5 separate regions of the Mus musculus genome follow, and regions 2, 3, 4 and 5 are each linked to region 1. The links are chromatin loops, found by intact Hi-C in ENCODE. Cell type or tissue: gastrocnemius. All regions are shown on one strand.

Region 1 (5,000 bases):
GCTCCAAGTGCAGGAGGGGCTAGGCAGCTGTTACAGAGCCTGGCTGTCCTGTAAAGGAAGGGGGCTGGAGAGATGGTTCAGGGGGTAAGAGCACTGACTGCTCTTCTGAAGATCCTGAGTTCAAATCCCAGCAACCGCATGATGGCTCACAACCATCCGTAATGAGATCTGACACCCTCTTCTGGTGCATCTGAAGACAGCTACAGTGTATTTAGATCTAATAATAAAACCAATGGAAGTGGAAAGATGGGCTGGGTATACAACAGGGATGTGGGAGGCAGCGGGGAGCAGGGAAAGGAGTCCTTTGCAGCAAATGCATGCAGTGCCTGGGCATTGCGGTCTGAGGCCTTTGGAGGCAGATTGTGCTTCTCAATCACACCATGGCCATACGTACTTCCTGAACGCCTACAATGCAGCCAGCATGGTCTGAAAAGGACATTCACAGCAAGTGCAAGGAGAGACAGCCTTGTGGATGTGTGACTCAGACTGATAATGTCACAGCCCTACTGAAAGGCAGTGGTCTCTGCTCCAGCTAAAATCCCCCAAACACATGAGATTCCCATGTCCTCTGGCACAAGTGACCCCAAATCAGAAACTTGAGAAGCTCACTCACAGCTCTGGAAGCCATGCCAGAAGGTCAAGAGTCAGGCGTACTGACACAACCCTGTAATCCCAGCATCTGGGAGTTAAAGGATGGGGGATCAGGAGTACAAGGCCAGCTTTGGCTTTATGATGAGTTTGAGGCTAGCCTTGACTACAAGACCTTACCTTAAAATAAACAGATAGAGCTGGCAAGATTGCTCAGTGGGGAAATCACTTGCTGTGTGCCCTTGATAACCTGAGATCCACCTGGGTCGCATAGGGAAGAGTGAACCAACTATGGAAGTTGCCCTCTGACCTCCACATGTGCACTGTGTCATGCACATATACATATACACACACACACACACACACACACATACACACACATATACACACACATACACACACCCATACACACACACACACACCCATACACACACACACACATACACACACCCACACCCACACCCCCCCCCCCCACACACACACAAGTTCCCAATGGCCACCAGGACCAGGACCTCTTGTGTGCCTTTAGTAGCCCTACCAGGTTTCTGAGCTCTGAGAAAACAAGGAGCCCATCACTGCATTGCCCTTCGGAGTGAGGCCGTGGACTCTGAACCTGGGAGAGGCCCAGAGCCTGTGCATTAGTCACTAGACAAAGACTTTCCTTCAGGTCAGTGGCTTTATTAATGGGTTCAACCCCAGTGTTAGGCAGTGTGTATGTGTAGGAGGAAGGTCTCTTCTCCACTCCTGACCTCAGTTTCCCTCTGTCACACAGGGAGAGAAGACTTCCCTGCTTTCTTCATCGGGATATCATGAAGTCCAAAGGCAGCCATATGCATGTTTGGGCTTCTCAGGCATATAGCAACCCCCCCAGGACAGTCCAGACATGGTCCTAGCCTGTGAAGGCTCACAGTCTATGAGGGAGGCCCAAGCCTTGGCCAGTCACTGGCAGCTGCCCAGAAAGCCATGTGGAGCTTGGCCCTGGGAGCAGGTGATATTCAGGAAGTTCTCAGCCTTTCTTTGGCTTCACTGAACTCTGACCTGGAAGTGGGTGGCTGGTCTTTGTGGGGCCAAGGGGTCACAGTTGCTACTCTCATTTCTGTGTAGGTCCCTAAGACCTTCATAAATGCCAGTCCAGGGAGTCTTTAAACCCAAAAGGTAGAGAGCCAGGTATTTCCTCTTCAGGCCTATGGAGATCTTTGCTAAGAGATAGGTGCCAGAACCAAGAAGAGCAGCCACATGGGGGCTTTGAATGATCTGGTGGCAGAGGCCTCCTTGGGTCACAAGACAAAGTTCAAAAGCTGGAGCAGTTCAGAGTCCAGAAAAGCCATGCAGGGGCAGATGAAAAGACACAGGAGCAGAGCCGGTGGAGTGAGGGACAGTCACAGCAGCTTTAGTTGTTGGTGTCCAACAAGGTCTCTGGGGAGGCTGGTTGACTCAGGGTCACACTGGGGAAGCTGGCGACAAAACTCCTCCACCTTCTTTTCACATGCTGGAAGACCAAAGTAGGAGAAACATCATAGCAGTGGCTTCAAGTGGTGTTCCACTCACAGCCACCAGGTGGGGGTAGAGCCATGAAAGAGAAGCTAAACTCCTGGGGGGAGGGGAGACCCTTCCCCCTGGGACGAAGGGCCAGGAGGGGTGGGGCAAATCTACTCTTCATCCTGTGTGAGAGGTACAGACGGTAATTTGCCAGAAGTTGCATTGGCCAATCTGCCTGCCTCCTGCTCTAGTCACCCTTGCAACATAGTATTACATTAATCATCTTAATACAGCTCTCAGAGCCTTGTGTGGTAATATATGCCTGCACTCCCAGCACTCAGAACACTGAGTAGGATCAAGAGTTCCAGGCCACTCTGGGCTACTTATCGAGACCCCATCTCAAAACAGAAACAGCTCTGACCATATTCCACCCAGACCCCATTTGCCCACCCTCCTCCAACCTTCAGTGAATCCCCAGTGCCCACAGGGGTGAGGGGAATCACAACTGCTTTTAGTCAAATGCATTCAATTCCTGGGTATTTTGCTTGGCTTTCCTCAGGTCAGCTGTGCTCTTAACCCTTTGCTGCCCGGAGTCCCCACCCTTCCCCATGAAAGTGATAATTCAGTTTGAAGCCACACCTGCTGGTACTGTCTCAGCCACCGCCGGCTGCCTCCTCCTCTCTGGCCTTGGATCAGCTGTTCTTTGTCTCCCAGGGTCCCTGGCAGCCGCTCCTGGACAGAGACCTCCAGCCCTTCCGTGCCATCGGGGACCTGCGACCTGGACTTCTCACGGCCCAGTCTGAGGCTCAGTGCTCTGTGGAGTCGGCCATCCAGAGACCTCCCCTGGGACTCATGGAGCCTCCCATAGGAGGGCCGGGGTTCTCTAAAGGACTGGCTACGCAGGCTGGTCCCCATGATCCTAGAAGCTAGCACTGGTCGGTAAGCCACTAGCTTTGTGAGATGGCCTGGTGCCTTCACTCATATGATGGGAGATCACCTGTAGACAAAGGTCAGTGCTGCTGAGGTGGCTGTCATAAACCAAAGGGCAGGCCACAGAGGCCAAATATCTCTGAGTCATTCTCTCCATTGACTTCTCACCCTGTGGGACTATACAGCGCAGGCTGGCTTCCAGCTCGGGATCCTTCTGAATGCTAGGCTGGTTCCTATTGTCTTCCCTCCTCCCTCCAGACAGCCTTCTCTGACCACACCACCCTGGAGACCTTGCCGGCCTCCTCTGGCCTTGGCCTTGGCTGGCCGTACCACTCATCTCATTGACATTAAGCAAAGATTACTTCTACAACAGGACAGAGAACAGAATAGCTTCATTCTACAACAGTCAAAACCGTAACTACCAGGGTGAAATCGGGTAAGGCAGGGGCTGGACAGTGGACGGTACTTGTTTTCATGGCTCCAGACCTTCAGTTTTACAAGGTGAAAAGTGCTCTGGAGGTCAGCGGCACACATCCAAAATCGTGACCTGCAGGGGCTGGGGGGACGGCTCACTCATAAAGTGCTTGCTGCACAGGATCTGGGTTGGGTTCCCTGGTACCCCTGTGGAAAGGTGGATATGCATCTGTCATCCCAGACCTGGGAGAGACAGGAAACTCTCTGGGACTTGCAGTCCCTGTCTGAGCTGCATTGGTGAACTCCTGACCCAGTGGGACACACTGTCTCAAAAACTAAGGGGAAGGAGTGGTCGAGTGGGTACAGGCACTTGCTGACAAGCCTGACAACCTGAGTTTGATCCTTGGGATTCACCTGGTGGAGAGAACTGGCTGCCACAGGCTTTCCTCTCTCCACCACACATGCGCTGTGGCTCTCAAGAACACACAATACACACACACACACACACACACACACACACACACACACACAAATAAATGTAATTTGAAAATGTAAAAAGGTGAGGCCAGGCAAGGTGGCTCATTCAGTGCTCATGCCAGGGGAATTTCTGTGAGTTTCGGCCAGCCTGGTCTACACAGCTAGTTCCTCTCTCAAAAACTAAGAGGAAAAAAATTAAAGGTAGAGAATGACAGAGGAAGACACTTAGTGTCAACTTCTAGATTACACACATGTGTGCGAGTGTACACACACACACATAATCCCTTCACACACCATACAGAGACACAAAGAAAAAAATGACCTATAGTAAATATTATCTCAGTGCCAGACTTTTGTCTTAGACAGGGTCTTATGTTGCCCAGATGGGCCTCGCTATGTGGCAGAGGATGATCTCGAATTCCTGATCTCTGCCCTCCTCCACCTCCTGAATTCTTGGATTACAAGTATGGGTCACCATGCCTTGTGTAGACAGTGCTGGGGATGGAACACTGATGCTTGTGCACGCTAGGCAAGCACTGTGCCAACTCTGCTACATCCTCAGCCTGGCAGGTTCTGTGTGTGAGAGTGTGTGTGTGTGTGTGTGTGTGTGTGTGTGTGTGAGAGAGAGAGAGAGAGAGAGAGAGAGAGAGAGAGAGAGAGAGAGAGAGAGAGAGAGAGAGAGAAAACAGGACAGTGCCAGGGTCAGGAGAACTAAATTTCTCCAGCCTTAGCTTTGCCCTCAATATTCTAGCAAAGCACATGGTTAAAAGCTCAGGCTCCAGGGACCACTGTCTTCTAGGTAGACTGCAGTTTCATTGCTTAAAGCTCTGTGACCTTGGGTTGCATCCTTCTTCTCTCTTTGGTTCCCTCAGTGTAAGAGTGACAAAGAACTCAAGCTAGAGCCAGGCAGGCCACCACCAAACACCTTGAGCTCCAGCACTCGAGGCAAGGGCAAGAAGATCTCTGTGGGTTTGAGGTCAGTTGGGTCTACAAGTCCAGGATAGGGTTGTTACACACAAAAAACCCTATCTCAAAAAAACAAAACAAACAAGCAAAACAACAACAACAAGAACAACAACAACAAAAAGAACTCAGGTCATTGTGTGAATTAA
Region 2 (5,000 bases), 91 kb after region 1:
TTTGTGTTGTGTCTTCTCTCTGCGCTGACCTGCCCACACGTCCATGGGTGTTTCCATGTTGTCTTACTGGGGACAACTCCCCCATCTAGCTCTGGCTGAGTTTTCTATCGAGTTGTCCATCCCATCTTGAAACTGGCAGTTAACACAAGCTCTCTGGGTTCCTCAGGGAGCTCCCAGCTTCTACCTCCCCTGCTTCTGTGATCTTTGATTTATTGGAACCCAGAGTTTGCCCTCCCTCCTGCCACTGCCTCCCATCTAACAGGTGCTGTCCTCCTGCCTCTGCCTCCCATCTAACAGGTGCTGTCCTCCTGCCTCTGCCTCCCTTCTAACAGGTGCTGTCCTCCTGCCTCTGCCTCCCATCTAACAGGTGCTGTCCTCCTGCCTCTGCCTCCCATCTAACAGGTGCTGTCCTCCTGCCTCTGCCTCCCTTCTAACAGGTGCTGTCCTCCTGCCTCTGCCTCCCTTCTAACAGGTGCTGTCCTTTTGCCTTTTGTTTCCTGTCCACTCCCTGCCTCTCTCCTCCCTGCTCCCAACCTGTGTGGGGTTCTTATTCCCTCTTAGCAGGTGTCTCACAGGCATTAGAACATTTTCCTGACTTACTAACCACTTTCACTCTTTCCTTCCCCAAACCCTGTAGTATGGTTCCTGCCAATAGCAGCACACCTCCTCTTGTGCTGTGAGGTTCCTCCATAGCATCCTCTGAGGTTGTGGCACAGCCCACTCCCTCTGCCAGCATGCAAACTCTTGGCTTAGACAGAGCCCAGGTTTCTGCCCTGGGCTCCTTTGTGACGCTGACTAGATTTACTCTTGCTGCCCCCTACCTCTACCTGGCCTTCCTCCTCTGATGTTCTCTCCTCATTCCATTTTTCTCCTCCCCTTCTCTTGTCTTCCATGGCTTGACTCTGAAGTCTTTGACCCCAGAGGCCTTCCTCCTGGCTCAGCCCAGCTTTCCCAGCAGCCCCGTGTGCCACAGCATCACTGTTCACTTGTCTTTCTGCTGCCTCCCACTCACCTTCCCCGGCTGAGCCAGTCCTAAATAGCTACATGCTCTGAAACCCCAGCTGCAGCTGCAACCTGCAGCAGGATGAGCAGAGGAGAGAAGAGTTCTATTGTACATTTGGATGTATTCCTAGCCCCATAATAGGGTCTACAGAGTTCTGGCCACCTGTGAGAACTCTGATTGCTTGATTCTCAGGGTCATCACAACAGAAGACCAACTCTGACAAGCTTAAAACACCCAAGATTTTGGAGGGCATCAAATAAGGCCCTATCCGTTAAGGCCTTGAGTCCTTTCTGACCTCTTCCAGTTTCTTATGTTTGCAATCGATGCTTGGCTTCCTAGACTTGTAGACCTATCATTATAGTCTCATGGCTGGCTGCATCTTCATATTATTTTCCATCTGTCTATCTGTCACTGTCCATGTTTCTCCATGTTACAAGAACACCAGGCATATATTGGGTTATAAATGCCATCCAGTATCTATCCGAGCTGCTTGGTAAAGACTCCATTTGTAGATAAGGTTATAATCAGAGCTGTAGGACTTTAACGTATCTTTTTGAAGAGACTCAATTTAGGCTATGTGTCTTGGACTTACCAGATCCCAGAGTCCCTCAAAGCTTCTGAGAGTCCTGCTCTTATCCAGCCAAGGCCTTTTACCATCTTAAACCATGAAAGAGGAGTGTATGGATGGAGAGCAGGCCAACATGACTCTGGAAACTTCCTGGACCATCTGCCAGTATCTGCTGTCTGCTTTGCCTTACCAAAGACATGGCCCAGTCTTGTTTAGGATTGAGACTTTAGTGTTTCTCAACACCACCACACTCAGCTCTGAAACTTGACTTTTTTAGTTCCCACCTTTAGCTTGTGTCTGAGTCCATTTGGGCTACCTTAACAAATGCCACAGAGCAGGGAGCTTATAAACAACACACGTGTTTTCTTGTAGTCTGGAGCCTGGGAAGTCCAAGGTCAGGGTTTCAACATGTAAATTTGGGGCAGAAGCAAACATTCAGTCTGCCAGGTGTTCTCTACTGCCCTGCTCTTTTGCCCTTTCTTGTGTCCTGCCAGCAGCACACTGGGTTCTAAGCTTTGTGGAGAGGACACTTTATACACTATTCGTTTGGGTGTACTGTTCCCAAAAGGAACTGTACCTTATTAATCTTTGCTAAATGCTCCACAATATTTCTGAATGAATTTTAACAGCCTCACACGGTTCTTCTCACTGTGTGACCTGGAGTACTCATTCATTCATTCACCATGCATTCATTCTTTATTGCCTTCCCCAGGCATATATTTAATTTGGTGCCAAGTATTATGTAGAGTGTTACAGAGATAGTAGAGGAACAAATAGGCTAAAGTTACTGTGCCTGACGTATTCATCGTGCCCAGTAAGAAGAGACAGATGGATCAGCCAGTTGTTGTGACGTCAAGTGTACCTTGCTGAGGATGTAGATTCATTCCAGGGAGAGCCTCTCAATGGGAACTCGGTGGGTGAGAATGGAGTGGCTCAAGGGACCATAGCTGCCCAAATAGGACTGTCAGAGCCACCTGGGGATATGGGTGTCTAGGAAAGCATTTCATTTCAGATTCCCAAAGGATATGGAGAAATCAGGGCAAGTGTCCTTTCCTGTTTGGATGGGGTGTGGGCAGCAGGTTAACAGTGATGGCTTCTTGCACCAGAGGGCACTGTTGGCCTGGCATAGGGACAAAGCAGCCATCTCCATATCAGCAGTCCCTGTGACCTGTCCCTTATCCTCTTCCTACTATTCTCCAGGCTATTGAGATACCTACCCTCTTGCCTCCTATCTCTGAGTCTCTTTGCACACATAGAAGCTCTATGTAGCAGCAGCAGATACTCAGGCTTCCCCTTCCTGTAGCATTTGAATGGAGGCTTGCTGAGCACTGTGGGACCATATACAGCCATTGATGATTATAAGTGGTCCAGCTCCACCCAGGGCCACGTAGAGCCCTTGGAGCTCAAGCTGCCATAATGTTCTAGTGTTTTGCTGAAGCTGTACATTCAGGCTGGGGGTCCCTGTTGTGGTCTTCTCTTGTCCTCTCTTGTTACCTTGTGACACCCCTACATCCAACTAACCAACAAAGCCTGTTTCCTTCTTCCCAGCCTCCCTCACACCAGTCATCCTGGGCCACTGCAGGCAATTGCAGGCTGGGTGAACCAGAAAATCTTGGCCGAGCGTTCCTCCCTATCTCGGCCGAGCGTTCCTCCCTGGCCACCGTCCTCTGGTGGATGTACTGCTCTCTCTAGGATGTTTCATGGTAAACTAAACACGACCACAGGGGCCCCAGGATCTGTCGGCCAAAAGGGACAGATGAAAGGACATGTCATTAGGCTACAGTAGCTGATACCAAAGCACCAGGGAGAGGACAGACTGAGGCTGAGATTTCTGGGTAGTGGGAATGGAGCATGGGAAGGCCAGGTGCTAGGAAGAGGGAAATAGGTTTTGTTGGTTAGTTTGGTAGATACTAGGGCCTATTTCTGAGTTGTTCTTCCTTCTTACTGCACAGCTGGCTGCTTTCCAGAACACTTGAGTCAGCACAGGTAGTTGACTTGAGACAGCTGGCTACCAGTGCCTGAGGCAGGATGTTGCCTTGTGATCCCTCTACTACCTACTCTGTAAAAGCAGCTATAGTTAAGATCAAAGCCGCGCATGTTCTAGAAGGAACATTCTAGGGCCTGCCACTTGACTGCGGCACTTACAGGGCTTCCTGCCCTGTTCCCCAGCCAGGCTGCTCTATCAGGGAGCACATTTCTTCAGCAGTATAGTAGCCATAGTATCTGGGCTCAAACAGGCCTGACCATGGAATTCTATGCTGGCTGCTTCTGGTTACAGGAGGCAGCCTGCAAGATATAGTTCAGGTCTGAAGAAGCAGAATTTCTAGGGACATTTGATGATTTATTGGGAAAATTGAAACTTCTCTGACATATCTGGAACATGTGACCACTGGCACTGTTGCTGTCTGCTGTTCAGTGCAGGGTGTTGAGGGAGACCCTGAGTTGATGGAGGTCAGGAGGTTTGTTTTTGTTGTTTTTTAATTGTAGGTTTTCTATTTTGGGTATTTTCAGTGTTTAAATACCTGTCACACTATGTTTCTGATGAAAGTCACAGCTCAGTTCCACAGTGGGGACTTAATGCCTATTAGTTCAGAGCTCCCACTCTGAGGGAAGCATGGATATTGTGCTCATATTTGGCTGCTGTCAGTTCATCCTAAAGCAACTGTAAAAGCGCCTCTGAAGGAGAGGACCCTGTAGAGTGACCTGCTGACACTGGGAGCTTGGGAGAGGACCCTGTAGAGTGATCTGCTGACACTGGGAGCTTGGGAGAGGACCCTGTAGAGTGATCTGCTGACACTGGGAGCTTGGGAGAGGACCCTGTAGAGTGACCTGCTGACACTGGGAGCTTGCCTCCCCCACCCCTCACTGTAGAACCCACATGGGCAGTGCGACAGACCTCACGCCTGTGATGTTAGGACCTTTGCCCTGCCTCATTTGGCATTTTGTTGTAGGCACCATTTCAGCTCTATGGTTTTCTGTCTGGAAGGAGGAATGCTGAGTTCATAGATCCAGTGTTGGAGAAAACTGGAGCAGGATGAGGTGAAAAGTTTCCCAAGAGCTGCCTTGAGTAACAAGGTAGAAACAGGTGTGCTAGACGCCCATCGCTTCACTGTGGCTCATTCACTGTGGCTGGAGAGGAGTTATTTACACGTCCTCAGTGGCAGTCACAGCAGTCTATTCTCCCGTTTGTTTGTTTGTTTGTTTTATAATCCTCCAATTTATTTTATTTTATTTCGATATAATGTTATAATTTTCTTTTTTATTGGATATTTTCTTTATTTACATTTCAAATGTTATCCCCTTTCCTGGTTTCCCTCCCTCTCAGGAACACTCTATCACATCCTCCTCCCCCTGCTTCTGTGAGGGTGCTCCTCCACCCACACACCCACTCCCACCTCCCCACCCTCAGTTCCCCTACACTGGGGCATC
Region 3 (5,000 bases), 360 kb after region 1:
TCTCAGAAGAACTTCTAAAGATGAGTGAAAACACAACAATTACTAATAAGGTAATGCCAATAATAATAGCAAGCAGGATTATATACTGAACCCAATCCACAGGATTCAATGCACTTAGGTGATTCTTTAAATCTCTGGCCAATTCATCAATGTTCCAAGTGTCCAAATGACTTCTGCTAATATCTGAAATATCTGCTAACCTAGCCTTAAAATTTGCTATATCCTGTCTCAATCTACTGCTAACATAGCGTCATAGAGAATTGTAGCTAACTTTCAAATATGTCTCTAAAATGACCAGAATCAGCCTTCCAAATGAAGAAATAACAATTTCTAATGCTGGGTTGATTATCGGCACAGTGCATGACTAAGTAGGCATAACTGGTCACATTAAAGGAAAGAGAAGACTCGTCATAACTTCTTTTTGATTACGTTTTTGAAGGCGGTTTCCAGTCTCCATGTTCTCAGTCCCACAAGCTAAAAGTTTGAAGCAAGGCAGTTTGTCCAATCTGAGATCAGGAACTCAAGTCCAAAACAGTCTGCCTGTCTCCACTGTCAGGGCACTCAGCCAGCTCACAGGTCAGCATCAGTCTTTGTCCCAGCATCAGCTTGTCTCACCAATCACTCTGGCAGCTAGCATGCTCCTGCTGCAGCATTCTGTGGAGAAAACACAAAAATGCCCTCTTCCCCATATTAAATACCTGAACAGTATCATGTCATGTGCCAGTATGTGGATCCTTTCATTTCATGAGTATGCCTGGTTGTAGAGTGCCATAGACACTCAGAGAGATTTTAGGCATCCAAATTTAAAAAAATTTTTGAAGATATATATTTAAAGCTCCGCAGTATCTTTTCCTTAAGAGTTATAAAAAAATATGAGTAACATGGGTAACATTAAATTGTTGACAAAACATCTCAAATGCTTGGCTGTAATAGCCAGTTCCAATATCTATTTTAATTTGATTTGGAACACCAAGCATAAAAAAAAAAATCAACATAGGCAATGACTGACTATACTTTTAGTTGCTTTTCTTGTTAAAGCAGTTGTAATTAGAAAGACTAAAAGTGTATCAATAGTCACAATGTGCATATTTCATTTTTCTAAAATCAAAAATGAGTATCTATTTGCAATAATTGATTAAGTAAAAGTCCTCAAGAATTAACACCAATGGGTGGAACAGGTAGAAGCTGAGGACACTGAGAACAATTCTTTACAATATGCCATGCACATTCTATAAAAATGCCTACAGCACACTATTCAATTATCTGTGTTGAAGTAGGAGGAAACTCAAAAGAGCAAACGTGATCTAGTCACGTAAACTTCTCTCCCATAGAAGTGCTGTTTATAAATACAGTAGATGCATTCTTTTTTTTTAAAGTGATAAGCACGATTCTTTTTTTTTTTAAGATTTATTTATTTATTTATTTATTTATTTATATTAAGTACACTGTAGCCGTCTTCAGACACTCCGGAAGAGGGAGCCAGATCTCATTTCAGATGGTTGTGAGCCACCACGTGGTTGCTGGGAATCGAACTCAGGACCTTTGGAAGAGCAGTCCGTGCTCTTAACCCCCGAGCCATCTCTCCAGCCCCAGTAGATGCATTCTTTATGGGATACATTGTGGAGAGACCTATAGGGTACTGCTAGGCAGGAATCTGACATTGGCCAAGGACAAGGAAACAAGCCTCAATCTTTAGGTTGTAATAGGGAAGCAGGACAAGGCAGAAACTCCAATCTCGGGGTGGTACAAAAGAAGCAGGCCCTGGGCAAGATCCAGGCTTTTGGCCTGTCATGCATGTCACTACTGGAGTGGATGTAGCAGTCTACATAGGCCCTGTTTTGAAGACAAACAAACCAAGGGAACTGTCTTAAAGACTTCAAAAAACTCCTTCATATATACATACCCTGCACACTCCTCACGTACACACAAGATTTCTGTGACAAGGCTGATTTTAACCGCTTTAGATAACATACGACAGCTCCTTCAATGAGCTGAGGATAATTTTTGCCTCTCCGATACAAAACCAATGGATTTTTGTATCCAAGCAGTTTATGGACATTTCCCTTTCAATAATAAAAAACCCTCCTTTCCGGTCCCTCTCCAAGTGTGCAGAGGCTTACGAGAATGCATCTTGGTTTATGATTCAATTTGTTATTCCCTCATACATTTTTACACTTTGGAGATTTTTTTCCCACCCTCTGTTTTCAGTTGTGACGCTGTCCCTTGGCAGTCCTGGAACACAGTGCTTTTAAGTGATTTACGGTACGATCCACCCTTTGCACAGCTTTGTTGATTATATAGATGTCTTTTAAGCCTCACAACAGCCAGACTCATGTAGCCTACGCTCAAATTCTCTTAGGTATCCAAGAATGACCTTGAACTTCAGAACTTTCTGTCTCTTCCTGAGTGCCTCACCAGGCTAGGTTTATTCCGTGCTCGGGGATGGTACACAGGGCATTTGTGAGAGCTAGGCAAACACTAGCCACTGAACTACCTACATCCTCTGGTCCCACAACCCATAATATTACTGACCGTCTGGTGAATGACAATAGGTGCCTCAAAGGTGAGATCACACCGTGAAGGCAGGCTGAGGAACCAATTGTTTGGGTTCACCTCTTATCAGAGTCATCTGTAAGCTTCTTTTTCTTTATCTACGCAATGGGACTGCACTGACCTCACAGGTCTGCCATGGTTAAAAGGATCTGGCTTTTCCTGCGTAAGATAGAAAAGGGCGTAGATTCTTATTTTATTGTCAACCTAGTGTCCTCTCCCCTCACTCCACCCTCTCCACCCCCCCACCCACCCCCCCCCGCATCCCGCACCCCGTGGTCCACGTGCCTCGCGTAAATAAGCGAGCGCGCAAGCGCCAGGAATCGGTGCCCATTGGCCGCCCCGGCGTTCTCCAACGTTGTAGGGAAACTCTCTGTGGCCTCTGACAGCAGGCTCCGCCTCGGGTCTCTTGATCCGTGTGTTTGTGGGTCAGTGAATCCGGGCGAGCAGCTTCGACCTCGCTATGGCGCCCCTACTGCAGCTTCTGTGGCTGCTGACACTGCTCTCGACTGTGGCCCTGAGCCCCGTCCCCGCCAAGCCCTGGGCAGATGACGAGCAGGCCTGGAACTTGTCGTCCCAGGAGCTGCTGGCCCCCGCCCGCTTCGCGCTGGACATGTACAATTACGGCCGTGCTGCGGGGACAAGGGCCGTGCTAGGAGCGGTGCGCGGACGCGTCCGCCGGGTGAGGACGCGCGGGGAGCGGGCGCGGGGCCTGGGCCCAGGAATGGTGCAAGGTGGAGTTTGGCTTAAATTTGGGATGATGGCCAGGACAGGGGAGGGAAGGACCTGTTTAGACCTGTATCCGGTAGGGAGGCACAGATGGGCAATGGTCTCCTAAGAGGAGTAAAGGGGGAGGGGATGGCTGGGCCAGCCCCAACTTCTTCTCCATCCAGGCCGGCCAGGGCTCTCTGTTCTCCCTGGAAGCCACACTAGAGGAGCCACCTTGCAATGATCCCCTGGTGTGCCCACTGCCTGAGACGAAGAAAACAGTGGTGAGTGAAGAGGTCAGCTATTGTTGGCCCTAGCTGGCAAACAATTGGAATGGTGGGTCCTGTCGAGGCATTGGTTACTCCTGAGATACCAAGTTAGAGACCAAGATGCTCTGAAAGGGTGGGTGTTGGGGTGCTGGGTGTCTGCTGCTGGCCTCCCTCTTTCACCAAGTTATGACTGCCTTCCATGTGGCTCTCCTTTGAGGAACTTCTAGCTGCTCTTGCCAGGACCTTGTTTCAAACTGTCCCAAGACCGTCTTCTTTCTATGCCTCCAGCTCTGCAGTTTTGAAGTCCTGGAAGAGCTAAAAGAACACTTGCTGCTGAGGAGGGACTGTAGCCCAGTGAATGCCAAGGTCACAGGTGCTGGGATTGCTCAAGGAGACTGGGAGAGCCCAGACCATACTTGAGTCAGAATCCAGCCTTAATTACTTCTCTGTTCCGACCCTATCCAGAGTTTAGAAATGCGACTTTCAGCTCATTCCTTCCATTGTTGGACAAGGATCCCCTGCCCCAGGTGAAGACCCTGTGTCGAGGAGAGACAAAGGCCCCTTAATCCTCTTTCCCTTCTCTTCTCTTTCTCTGCACGCCCCTTCTCTCTCTTCCCCCTCACTTCCTCTTCCCATAGTGACTTCCCTGTCTTGGTCCTCCAGGGTAGAGCTCAGTCAGCTCACTGGGGTCTGGCTGGACTTGTAAGTGAACATCCTTCCGCCTTCCTAGGACTTCTCTGTGAAGATGGCTCCACTCTTCAAGGACTTCATGACCACCTATAACCGGACTTATGAATCAAGGGAAGGTAGGCCCCAGCCTTGTCATCTGTCTCCGTCAGGCCTGGGCCTTCTCCCGTCACGGCACCTTGATACTAAGGAGATAAAGTACACAGTGATACCTTATTTCCCCGGTGGTAAACTGAGCCAGATCAAGGCAGATAAGATGATATTAACTGCTGGTTTATTGGGAAGCTGCTCTCTGGCGAGTTCACTGGCCCCAGTGATTAGGCCACGGAAATCACCATGGGAAGAGGAGATGAGGGAGAGAAGGGGAGAAAGGGCCCACACAGAGAGAGAAGAAAAGAAGAGAAAAGGGAGAGTGAGGAGACCAAAATGCCTGGATTGTGTCTGGAAGAGCTTCTGGGTATGCCAGGGTAGGGACTGAGGGGTGCTGGGAGAAGCTGGAGGCCAGGTCTGCCTTGATATGAAACATATGCACCTCAGTCCCTGGTCCAGGGGTCCGAAACCAAACAAAAAGGATCCTGTGTCTCTCAAGGAGCCCATATCCCTAGGGTCCTATCCAGCTTTCTAGGCAGTCATCTTGTCAAGGAGTGGCCTGGTTTCCTCCTTCCGTTTTGTCTTCCTAACCGGAAACCATGGGCTTCATCCCTCTAGGCAGGATGGGTAAGACTTAGACCAGATTTTCTCCTTTGGATTTCCTCTGTCATGGCCTTTCCGGTAACCTCTCCTGGG
Region 4 (5,000 bases), 250 kb after region 1:
AAAGCCTGGGCACTAAGCAGAGATGAAGGGATGCACTGGGGCCATCCGTGGAAGGAAAAGAGAATGTGAGCAAGCAGAAGGAGTAGGTTCCAGGGAAAGAGTGATGATAAGCAGAAAACCAGAAGTGTGAGGAGGACTGGGAGCAAGGAGGACATCAGCCTGCCTGGAGCACAGAAGGCTCCTGTATGACAGAGTATGGCAAGGCAAAGGTAGGACGAGTGTCCTGGGCAAGATCAGAAAAAGCATGAATCACTATGCTGGGAGCGTGCTAAAGGCTTTGAAGCAGCACCAGACAAACCAGCCTTTGATCCTCTTCATCCAACAGTCAAATAAAATAAAGGCCTGAACAAAGCATTTGAGTTCATGGCCTCAGAAGCAGACTCCGGAACCAGAATTTTGGAGCAGCCCAACTTCAGGAGAGGTGATCCCCAAAACGCCATGGAGGGGAGCGAGAAGATGAGACAGAAGAGAGAGTAGTCCAGACAGGATTCGTTAGAGTAAAGCATGTCCTTGGCTTGTGTGAGGCCCAGGTTCGATCCCTAGTCCCACGGAGTGGGAGAGGAGATGCGAGTTCCCTCATGCCAGAGTTTGCAGCAGGCTGCTGGAGCGCAGAGCTACTGGGGCACTCTGAGAGACGTCAGAACCTGACGCAGTGCTACCCCACCCAGAGCACAGAGTGGCTGCGTATCCATCCGTCACCCCTGTCTGCCACTGGTTGGGAGTGAGTGCTTCTGACTCACCACTCATGCTTCCTGTACTCCCATAGAAACATGTCTTCAAGCTGAGAGGCTGAAGCTGGGAAGACCATGTGAGATGTGCTTTAGTGCAAGGGAGGAGACATGAGTTAAGAAACATAAAATGACAGCACATAATTAAAGTCTGTGTGCAACATAATAGTAGAAGATTCCAAATGGCTTTAAAGGTTTTTTTATTTAGACAGGATCTTGCTGTGTAGACCAGGCTGACGTTAAACTTATAGCTTCCCGTTTCAGTTTCCCAAGTGCGAAATTTCAGGCATGAGCCACCAGGCCCAGCTTGCAGTGGCTTCCTAAGTAAGGGAGGGTCGAGTTAGATTGATCTTGAAAAGGGAGTGGAGCGTGGTCAACAGTAAAGAGCAGTGTGGAAGGCTTTCAAAACCTCTGGGGAGAGACTATTAATGAGCCTGCCTCACACAGGACGTTAGAATTACCTGGAACATTTCAGCTCTCTATTGCTCAGATCCCTGGCCTGTGATCAGCCTGCAACATTCAGTGGAGTCTGATTTTGACACTTACACATCTTTTGTCTTGTCACCTAGGAAGGGCGGGAGCTGACTCTTGAAAAGCCAGAACTCAAAGTCGTAGTGTCAGAGAAGCTGGAGGACCTGCACCGGCGCTGGGATGAACTGGAGACCACTACCCAAGCCAAGGCCCGCAGTCTTTTTGATGCCAACCGGGCAGAGCTATTTGCTCAAAGCTGTTCTGCCCTGGAGAGCTGGCTGGAGAGCCTGCAGGCCCAGCTGCACTCAGATGACTATGGCAAAGACCTCACCAGTGTCAACATTCTGCTGAAGAAGCAACAGGTATGCAAGGGGCCTTTGGGGAGATGAACAGTCAGACAACCTGTGGAAGAGGGTGCCTAGCTTTTGAAATTCAGGAGGCCTGGTAAATGTCTCATAGCATTTCTGACAGTGATCATAATTAAAGACTCCGTCACAGTCTATTAGGGCTGTGTATCAGTTAGGGAAGTCAGGAGACAGGCCACACTAATAACATGGACAAGGAAACGTTAGCTTAACAAAAGTACTCATTAGTAAAAGGTGTTATTACTAAAGGTGTTATCTCAATCTGTTTCTGTTGCTACAATACAATTCCAGAGACTGGGTGATTTATTTTTTTAAAAAGTTTATTTTGGCTTGCAGTTTTGGAGGAACAAGGGTGTAGTACCAGTATCTGCTCGGTTTCTGATGTGTTGTAAGATGACAGAAGAACAAAATGGAAATTAGCTCATGTGAAAGAGACAAAACCCAAGAGGCAGCGTCACTTTACAACCTGTTCTTGTAACTAATCCAGTCTCGTGGGAACTATATAAATCCCTTTAATGGTCCACTCATCTTGTAAAGGCCCTCTACTGCTTGTCAACACTTTACTTTGAGGTCCAGATTTCAGCATAAGTTTTGGAGGAAACAAATTACAACTTAAGCCAGATCAAGTCTAAAAAGAATTTTACAGTTGGTGTCAGAAAACCTTTTCTCTGTAAAGAGACAATAGGACCACCAACAGCTCTGTGTGTAAAAATGTTTATCACCAAACCTGACTATTTGAGTTTAGTCTCTAGAACCTGCATGGTAGGAGAGAAATCCATATACACCCACAAATTAATAAAATACATATTTAAAAAATTCAGCAGAGCTAAACAATACTTTACATTTTGTAGGTTATATGATCTTTGTCACAGCAATTCAACTTTGTCTTTATTATAAATAAATGAATGAATGCCCAATACTACGAGGAATGCGTCAATATACTTAATTTAGTAAATAGATTGTATTTGTTGATTCCCTGACCCTAAGAATCCTGGAATAGCAGGATTCCTTTCCCTGGAGGGGAAAGAGGCACTAGATCCCTGTACTCTGAAAAAAAAAAAGCCCAAGCAAAAAGCTAAGCATGCCTGCTCCAGTGTTTTGTGCTTTTTCCTCTAGCGCCCTCTTCTGACAAGGCTGCCAATTGTACCAGCTTGGGAAAAATGCTTATGGGGGGCGGGGGCGGGGGGGTCTAGGTGAGCATCTCAAAGAAGGCTAAAGTGGATTTGTGACTGAGAGACAATGAGTTCATAATATGCACAGTTGTCACATAGTCCTGGCATTTTTATAAAGAAAAAAAATTGTGTGTGAACTACCCAGACCGTAAGAGGCTGTTTTTCCCGTGGGGAGGCCCCAGGAATCAGAAATCATGGCTGGTTTGATACAGGCTTATGTCTTAGGAGTTGAAGTAGAAATGTGCACTGATCTCTCTTATCTCCTCACGTTTGCAGATGCTGGAACGAGAGATGGCTGTGAGAGAGAAGGAGGTAGAGGCGATACAGGCCCAGGCCCAGGCCCTGGCCCAGGAAGACCAGAGTGCAGGGGAGGTAGAAAGGACCTCAAGGGCTGTGGAGGAGAAGTTCAGGGCCTTGTGTCAACCCATGAAAGAACGCTGCCGGCGCCTGCACGCCTCCCGGGAGCAGCACCAGTTCCACCGGGATGTGGAGGATGAGATAGTGAGTCACGGGCATGGAACGGCAAGCTGCTCCCAGCCGTGTGGCTCTCGGGCCCACTTCCTGGGCACTGGGATGTTCATGGATGTCCTGCAAGGCTCCCTGGCCTCGAATGAGATAGCTCCCTTTACACACACAGTTGTAGCTGTAGACAGCTCCTCTCTGCGGCTCTATTAACCTTTTTTTTTCTCTCCAGTTGTGGGTGACTGAGCGGCTTCCCATGGCCAGCTCTCTGGAACATGGCAAGGACTTGCCCAGTGTCCAGCTTCTCATGAAGAAAAACCAGGTGAGGCCAAGGGCAAGGGTGAAAACAAAGTTCCCAAGAGCATCTTCTCACTCAGACCTTTGTTTTTTCCCTTGTTTTGTGGTGATGGGAGGTAGAGGGTGAGTGCTGTTGATTGGAGATAAGGCCTTACTATGTATCTTTGGCTGGCTTTGAACTCAAAGAGATCCACTTTTATCTGCTGGGATTAATGGTGCATGTATGCTGCCATGTCCGGCTCCTTTGTTTTTCCCTATGATAGGGTGTCTGTGGCATTATCTTGTTGCTTGTAGCCCTAGACTTGATTTTTCTTCCCCACACTCGGGAGAGTGGCCTCTGTTGATAGGAAAGAATGAGGATTGAAGGGGTATCACATTGTCCCCCACCCACCCAACCGTCCCCACCCACCCAACCGTCCCCCTCCGGAGTCTTGACAAAGAGTCTTTGAGAGGATTCAGAAAAGAGAAGAATGTAGGGAGGGCTGGAGGGCTCAAGGTGGAGCAGGTAGGTCCAAGGGGACACAGGCTTGCAGTTCCTTTTGCAAGCCTTTCAGTGTGTCTTCTGTTGCTCTGGACAGACCCTGCAGAAGGAGATCCAGGGCCATGAGCCCCGGATTGCAGACCTCAAAGAGAGGCAGCGCACTCTGGGAACAGCAGCAGCAGGTCCAGAGCTGGCTGAGCTCCAAGAAATGTGGAAACGCCTGAGCCATGAGCTGGAGCTTCGGGGCAAGCGGCTGGAGGAAGCTCTTCGAGCCCAGCAATTCTATCGTGATGCTGCAGAGGCCGAGGCTTGGATGGGTGAGCAGGAGTTACACATGATGGGCCAGGAAAAGGCCAAGGTGAGAGTCAGAGCAATGGCTGGTTTGTGCGGCCAGTTCTTCTACCCCCAAGCCCCTGCTGCCTGATATTCAATTTCCCCTCTCCCAGGATGAGCTGAGCGCCCAGGCAGAAGTGAAGAAGCATCAGGTATTGGAACAAGCCCTTGCTGACTATGCCCAGACCATCAAACAACTAGCAGCCAGCAGTCAAGATATGATTGACCATGAACATCCAGAGAGGTGAGTGTGTGAGTATCATGAGCCTTGACCCTGGAGGAGAGGAGGGCTGGCTCTGGGAAAGTAGGGGTTGTGACATCTTCTGAACTATGGCCATACAGAATAGAAAGTTGGGAGAAGCAGGGACTTGGCAAGCAGTTAGCAGACAGAGCAGTTAGGTGACACAGAGCAAGCCATTCTCTCTACCTCTGCAGCACAAGACTAACAATACGCCAAGCCCAGGTGGACAAGCTGTACGCCAGCCTGAAGGAGCTGGCAGGAGAGCGGCGCGAGCGCCTGCAGGAGCACCTCCGGCTGTGCCAGCTCCGCAGAGAGCTGGATGACCTGGAACAGTGGATACAGGAGCGTGAAGTTGTGGCAGCCTCCCATGAACTGGGCCAAGACTATGAGCACGTGACTGTGAGTGCCTGCAGACTAGCACAGAAAGGATCAAGGCCTGCAGGGAGACCA
Region 5 (5,000 bases), 350 kb after region 1:
CAGGAGGGTTGCCAAGAAGCTTGCCTGAGATAGATAGTGAATTCCAAGTTCAACTGTAGCTATAAGGTAAAACCCTGTTTTAAAAAAAAATGCCATAGGAGGACATGCCCTGAGCCCAAGCCCTGAGCCATGAGTCCTGAGCCTTGAGCACACTTCACTGAATTGCCCATGACATTCTAGATCCATCACAGCTTTGGAGTTTCGTTATTTTTAGCTTCAAATTGCCCAATTTCATCTTTTTAGATTTAGTGTTAATGACTAAAGAAGCTCTATTTTATGCTAGACATTCATTTTGGTACCTACCAGCCATTTGTCTCTGTCTCACCAGCCATTTGTCACAATCCCTGGAAGTTAAGTTCCCAGTAACCCTGACTGAGTGACTCCTCCCACATACCCAGAAATGTACAGCCGTGACTATCTACTTATAATGATATGACTAACTGCTTTTTTTTTCTGTAACTTGCACAGATACCCAAATATTGTTTTGAGTTGCTTTAATCATTTAACCTGGTAGAACAGAACAATTTTTGCTTGCTTGCATAGATATTGAAGTCCCAAACCATTCCTTCATGGCAATCTCAAATTTGACTCAGAGATTGGTTATCCTAGTGGCAGCGAATCAGTAAACCTGTTAATTATAATTGGATTGGGTCTATGGTCTTTTCTCAGGGGTCACAAACTCTGTAACACTTTCTCATATAGAAACTTAAGAGCATTCTCTAAAAGGATAAATCCATGTTGGTCTATATTCATTCTAGTTTGTTCTTTTTCATGGTATGTTTATTCTTACTCAAGGTTTTGATTTCTTTAACCTTTAAAAATTTTTAAATTGTTTTATGTGTATAGGTGTTTGGATGGTGCCAGAAAGGGGTATTGACTACTCTGGAACTGGAGTTTTAGATGGTTGTGAGCTGCCATGTGGGAGCTGAGAACTAAACCACGGTCCTTTTCAAGAGCAGCAAGTGTTCTTAACCACCAAGCCATCTCTGCAGCCCCCTTCCCCCAGGTTTTGGCTTTTATTTTCTCAGTTTCTCAGGGCTCTTTATATATTCAGGATCCATTGCTTAGTGCTGCTCCGGTTTGGTGGGTCTAGTACTAATCAAGTCAGTGTTTGCCCATGCTTTGCCAACTGCAACTGCAACGTGCTTTTCACAGCTGACCCTCCGTTAAATCTAATCCTCCCTTAAAGCGAATCCATGAGTCTTTGTTTCCGAGACAAAGTTGCCTGCAGCTCCGACTCAGCCTGAACTAGCTCCGTAGCCCAGGATGGCCACTGTCTTAGTCAGGGCTTCTATTCCTGCACAAACATCATGACCAAGAAGCAAGTTGGGGAGGAAAAGGTTTATTCGGCTTACACTTCCATACTGCTGTTCATCACCAAGGAAGTCAGGACTGGAACTCAAGCAGGTCAGGAAGCAGGAGCTGATGCAGAGGCCATGGAGGGATGTTCTTTACTGGCTTGCTTCCCCTGGCTTGCTCAGCCTGTTCTCTTATAGAACCCAAGACTACCAGCCCAGAGATGGTCCCACACACAAGGGGTCTTTCCCCCTTGATCACTAATACAGTTGGATCTCATGGAGGCATTTCCTCAACTGAAGCTCCTTTCTCTGTAATAACTCCAGCTGTGTCAAGTTGACACAAAACTAGCCAGTACAGCCACAAACTCTTCTCCATCTCCTCCTTTTTTCAGACAGGTTCTCTCTGTGTAGTCCTGGCTGCTCTGAAACTCCTTATGTCGCTTATGCTAACCTTGAGCTCACAGAGACACCCCTGCTGGGGTTAAAACTGTGTACCACCATATCTCAAATTGTTAATTTTTTTTTTTTCTGATTCTTTTTTGGGGGAAAGCATGAACACAGTTCCCCACTACTACAAACTATACAGTCAAGTTTCCGACATGGGGAAGTTGCAGGGGTCTGCATATTCGGAGTGGGAGCTTCGAATCTTAATCTCCAGGCCTTCAAGGAGTTTCAGGGCTTCTAACACTGGATGGTGCAGGATTCAACCTCAACAGTGTCACCTTGTGCCAGTGAGGAGTCATAGCAGCAGTGGACTCCCAGCTTCCTCTCGCTCCACCTGAAGGAGAAAAAGTTCAACTAAGAGAAAGAGTACGCTATATGTGGAACAACAATATGAACTAACCAATACCCCCAGAGCTCGTGTCTCTAGCTGCATATGTAGCAGAAGATGGCCTAGTCGGCCATCATTGGGAAGAGAGGCAGGCCCCTTGGTCTTGCAAACTTTATTTGCCCCAGTACAGGGGAATGCCAGGGCCAAGAAGTGGGAGTGGGTGGGTAGGGGAGCAGGGTGGGTGAGGGTATAGGGGACTTTCGGGATAGCATTTGAAATGTAATGAAGAAAATACCTAATAAAAAATTGAAAAAAAAAAGAAAGAGTACGAATTATGGGAAATTTAGAAGTGGCAAGGAAGAGGAAGGATCCTCAAAATAAATGCATACTAGCCAGCAGTCACTTAACGGGAAAACATTGAGTGAGGTAAGCTGGGCACAGAAAGGCAAATCCTCGACTATCTCACACGCTTGATCTAAAGCAACGAACTCACAGAGTCTGAGTAGACTGACGGCTAGCTACCAGATTAGGGGTGGAGGGGCAGAGCATGGGGCAGAGCAGGGGTGGGGGAGCTGTGGGGAGATGAAAGTCAAAGGTCATGAAGCTTTAAGCGTCAGACGAGGGTTAAGTGTCGAAATTTCTTTAGAAGATTATGAAGGTTAAGCGTCTAGATTTTTCCCCTTTGAGGTCTAGTACAGCTAATAAGTGCTGTACATCTCCACAGACCAAGGAAGAATACGTCTCGAATATCCTCATCCCCTCAAACATCAAACATTTGAGTTGACATATAGGTTAATAGCTTGATTTAATCATTCTATGTTATATCAAAAATTCTAAATTCACTTTGCACTTTACAAGATATCTAGCTATAATTTGTTTTTTGGTTGGTTTGGTTTTTTTTTTTTTTTTCATTTCTCTTTTGTGTATGTGTGTTCGTGTGTGCACATGTTTGGCTAAAATTCCTTTCCTGGGGGGGTGATGCAAGTCATGTCTGTCTCAATATCTACCCTGCTCCTAGGGTCCCAACAGCCAAGCAAGACCCTATCCCACCAAAGTTCACTGCAGAATCAGAGCTTATCAGGCTTTCTTCAGAGTCATGGGTGAGAAGCTAAATTAGGAGCACCTTAGAGCAGCCGCCCTGGAGGCTGGAAGCGCTGCACCAGCATGCATGAGGCATCTTAACTGTTATGAAATATAATGCAGGGCTGGTGAGATGGCTCAGCGGTTAAGAGTGCCGACTAAGGTTCCTAAGGTCCTGAGTTCAAATCCCAGCAACCACGTGGTGGCTCACAACCATCCATAACGAAATCTGATGCCCTCTTCTGGAGTGTCTGAAGACAGCTACAGTGTATTTACATATAATAAATAAATAAATATTTTAAAAAAAAAGAAATATAATGCAGCAGCAGCAGGTGCAAGGAGTTAGCTGGCAGGCCGACACCGAGGTGTCCCCTGAGGCAGGTGACAGACCTGGCAGAAGGGAGGGTTGTTTGGGAGGGGAGGGGAGTGAGGACCCGGAGAAGGGGTAAATGTAGACAGAGCCATGTGGGCAGAGAAAGCAGGGACTGAAAAGGACAGAAAGAAAGAGAGGCCAGCTGGGAACATGTGAAACAGAGAGAGAAAAGAGAATGAGAAGGGGGTAGAGAGTCGGGGGGCTGGAGTAGCAAGCTATCCTTTTTGTACATGGCTGCTGCTGCATCTGGCTAGTGCACAGCAAGCAATGGCAAGCAGTGTATTGCTAGGTCCTTATTGCTAGGTCCCTGGGAGGAGCCAGAGGATTTGTATGTAAGCCAACAGGTATGACTGTATAAGTAAGTGGAGCTCTGTCCCTAGTCCTTCCAAAACCATATCCTCAAACCAGTGGTTCCCAACCTTCCTAAGGCTACAACCCTTTAATACAGTTCCTCGTGTTGTGGTGAACCCTAGCCATAAAATTATTTTTGTTACTCCTTTATAGCTGTAATTTTGCTACTATTATGAATCATAATGTAAATATCTGATATGCAGGATTTTGGGACACGCAAACCCTGTGAAAAGGTCGTTTGATCCCCAAATGAGTCTCAACCCACAGGCTGAGAACCACTGCTCTAGCCCTACCCAGAGACTATGAACCCATGTGCAATTAGGATAGAATTGCAAACAACTGGTTGGAAGGGTAGCCGAATGCTCAAGTGAGGGCCTCATGTCCTGCCCACTCCTACCAAGAGGCCCAGCTGTGATGGGGGCGGGGGTGCGCTCTGTATTCAGATGCTGATTGCTGTGCCCAGAGGTCTCTTTGCAATCTAGACGTAGACATTGTCATGATATTTGGAGCATCTCCTGTCTCAGTGATGTATAAAACTTCTTTTCCATTACCTTTGATTGCTTAATAAAGAGCTGATTCTGCCTAAAGATGGGCAGAAGTGCCAGGCAGTGGTGGTGCATGCCTTTAATTCCAGCACTTGGAAGGCAGAGGCAGGTGGATTTCTGAGTTTGAGTTCCACCTGGTCTACAGAGTGAGTTCCAAGACAGCCAGGGCTATACAAAGAAACCCTATCTCAAAAAAAAAAAAAAAAAAAAAAAAAATGGGCAGAAGAGAATAAGAGGAGACTTCCAGTCCCAGTCAGGGGGGCCCAAGCAAAAAGAAAGAAGCAGAGAAGAAAAAAGGAAAGGAAGGGAGGGATCAGGAGGATTTGCCAGGAGTCACCGTGAGGACACACATGGATCAGAGCCAGCCAGAGCAAGACTCAGATACCGCTGGGAAGTAGGCAGCTGTAGAGGGCTTCAGTAGACGAGCATCTGCCCAGCATGCTACCTGCAGCTTGTCTCTGTGTCATTGATTCAGGAGCTAAACGGGCTAGGGCAGGCGTAGAGATGCCCTGTTGTTAGAGAGAGCAAAAGGGCAAAGAAAAGCCCCAGGTTAACATCTGCACTGGGGTGATCTTTGCAGC

What was found. Hi-C counts contacts between places; a loop is a spot of excess contacts. Peaks named below come from ENCODE experiments on the same cell type or tissue, not always from the same donor. Only the 100,000 strongest peaks of a DNase experiment are listed, where the experiment ranks them.
Region 2: it touches region 1 in a loop (2.5-fold over the local background); 6 of 42 quality-filtered maps call a loop at or near these places.
Region 3: a loop joins it to region 1, with 2.5 times the contacts of the local background. A loop is called at or near these places in 4 of 42 quality-filtered maps.
Region 4: it touches region 1 in a loop (6-fold over the local background); 24 of 42 quality-filtered maps call a loop at or near these places.
Region 5: a loop joins it to region 1, with 2.3 times the contacts of the local background. A loop is called at or near these places in 4 of 42 quality-filtered maps.

The regions. Positions count from the first base shown.
Region 1 is chr19:4,495,538-4,500,537 of GRCm38, forward strand. 2010003K11Rik (RIKEN cDNA 2010003K11 gene) reads right to left here and starts at 3,046. Exons shown (of 2, transcript NM_027237.2): 1 at 2,707-3,046; 2 at 1,251-2,077. The coding sequence starts at 2,982. The coding sequence ends at 1,979. In gastrocnemius, a CTCF peak has its summit at 2,140 (motif pointing right); DNase peaks (open chromatin) are centred at 1,549, 2,146 and 2,764; H3K27ac peaks cover 610 bases.
Region 2 is chr19:4,586,621-4,591,620 of GRCm38, forward strand. It overlaps a transcript of Pcx not described here. Among named protein-coding and RNA genes, the nearest start is that of Pcx, 5.2 kb to the right of the region's middle. In gastrocnemius, a CTCF peak has its summit at 2,677 (motif pointing right); a DNase peak (open chromatin) is centred at 2,686; H3K27ac peaks cover 163 bases.
Region 3 is chr19:4,852,255-4,857,254 of GRCm38, forward strand. Ctsf (cathepsin F) reads left to right here and starts at 2,911. Exons shown (of 14, transcript NM_019861.2): 1 at 2,911-3,232; 2 at 3,444-3,542; 3 at 3,816-3,900; 4 at 3,993-4,054; 5 at 4,258-4,333. The coding sequence starts at 3,014. In gastrocnemius, a CTCF peak has its summit at 3,030; a DNase peak (open chromatin) is centred at 2,899; H3K4me3 peaks cover 2,021 bases; H3K27ac peaks cover 2,129 bases.
Region 4 is chr19:4,741,036-4,746,035 of GRCm38, forward strand. It overlaps Sptbn2 (spectrin beta, non-erythrocytic 2), which reads left to right. Exons shown (of 37, transcript NM_021287.2): 20 at 1,298-1,561; 21 at 3,013-3,237; 22 at 3,431-3,520; 23 at 4,074-4,334; 24 at 4,423-4,553; 25 at 4,745-4,949. Gm21992 (predicted gene 21992) reads right to left here. Exons shown (of 3, transcript NR_157185.1): 3 at 1,878-3,832. Among named protein-coding and RNA genes, the nearest start is that of Rbm4b, 13 kb to the right of the region's middle. In gastrocnemius, a CTCF peak has its summit at 2,684 (motif pointing left); DNase peaks (open chromatin) are centred at 2,691, 4,176 and 4,812.
Region 5 is chr19:4,845,669-4,850,668 of GRCm38, forward strand. No RefSeq gene overlaps it. Among named protein-coding and RNA genes, the nearest start is that of Ctsf, 7.0 kb to the right of the region's middle. In gastrocnemius, a CTCF peak has its summit at 2,018; no DNase peak of the experiment used is centred here.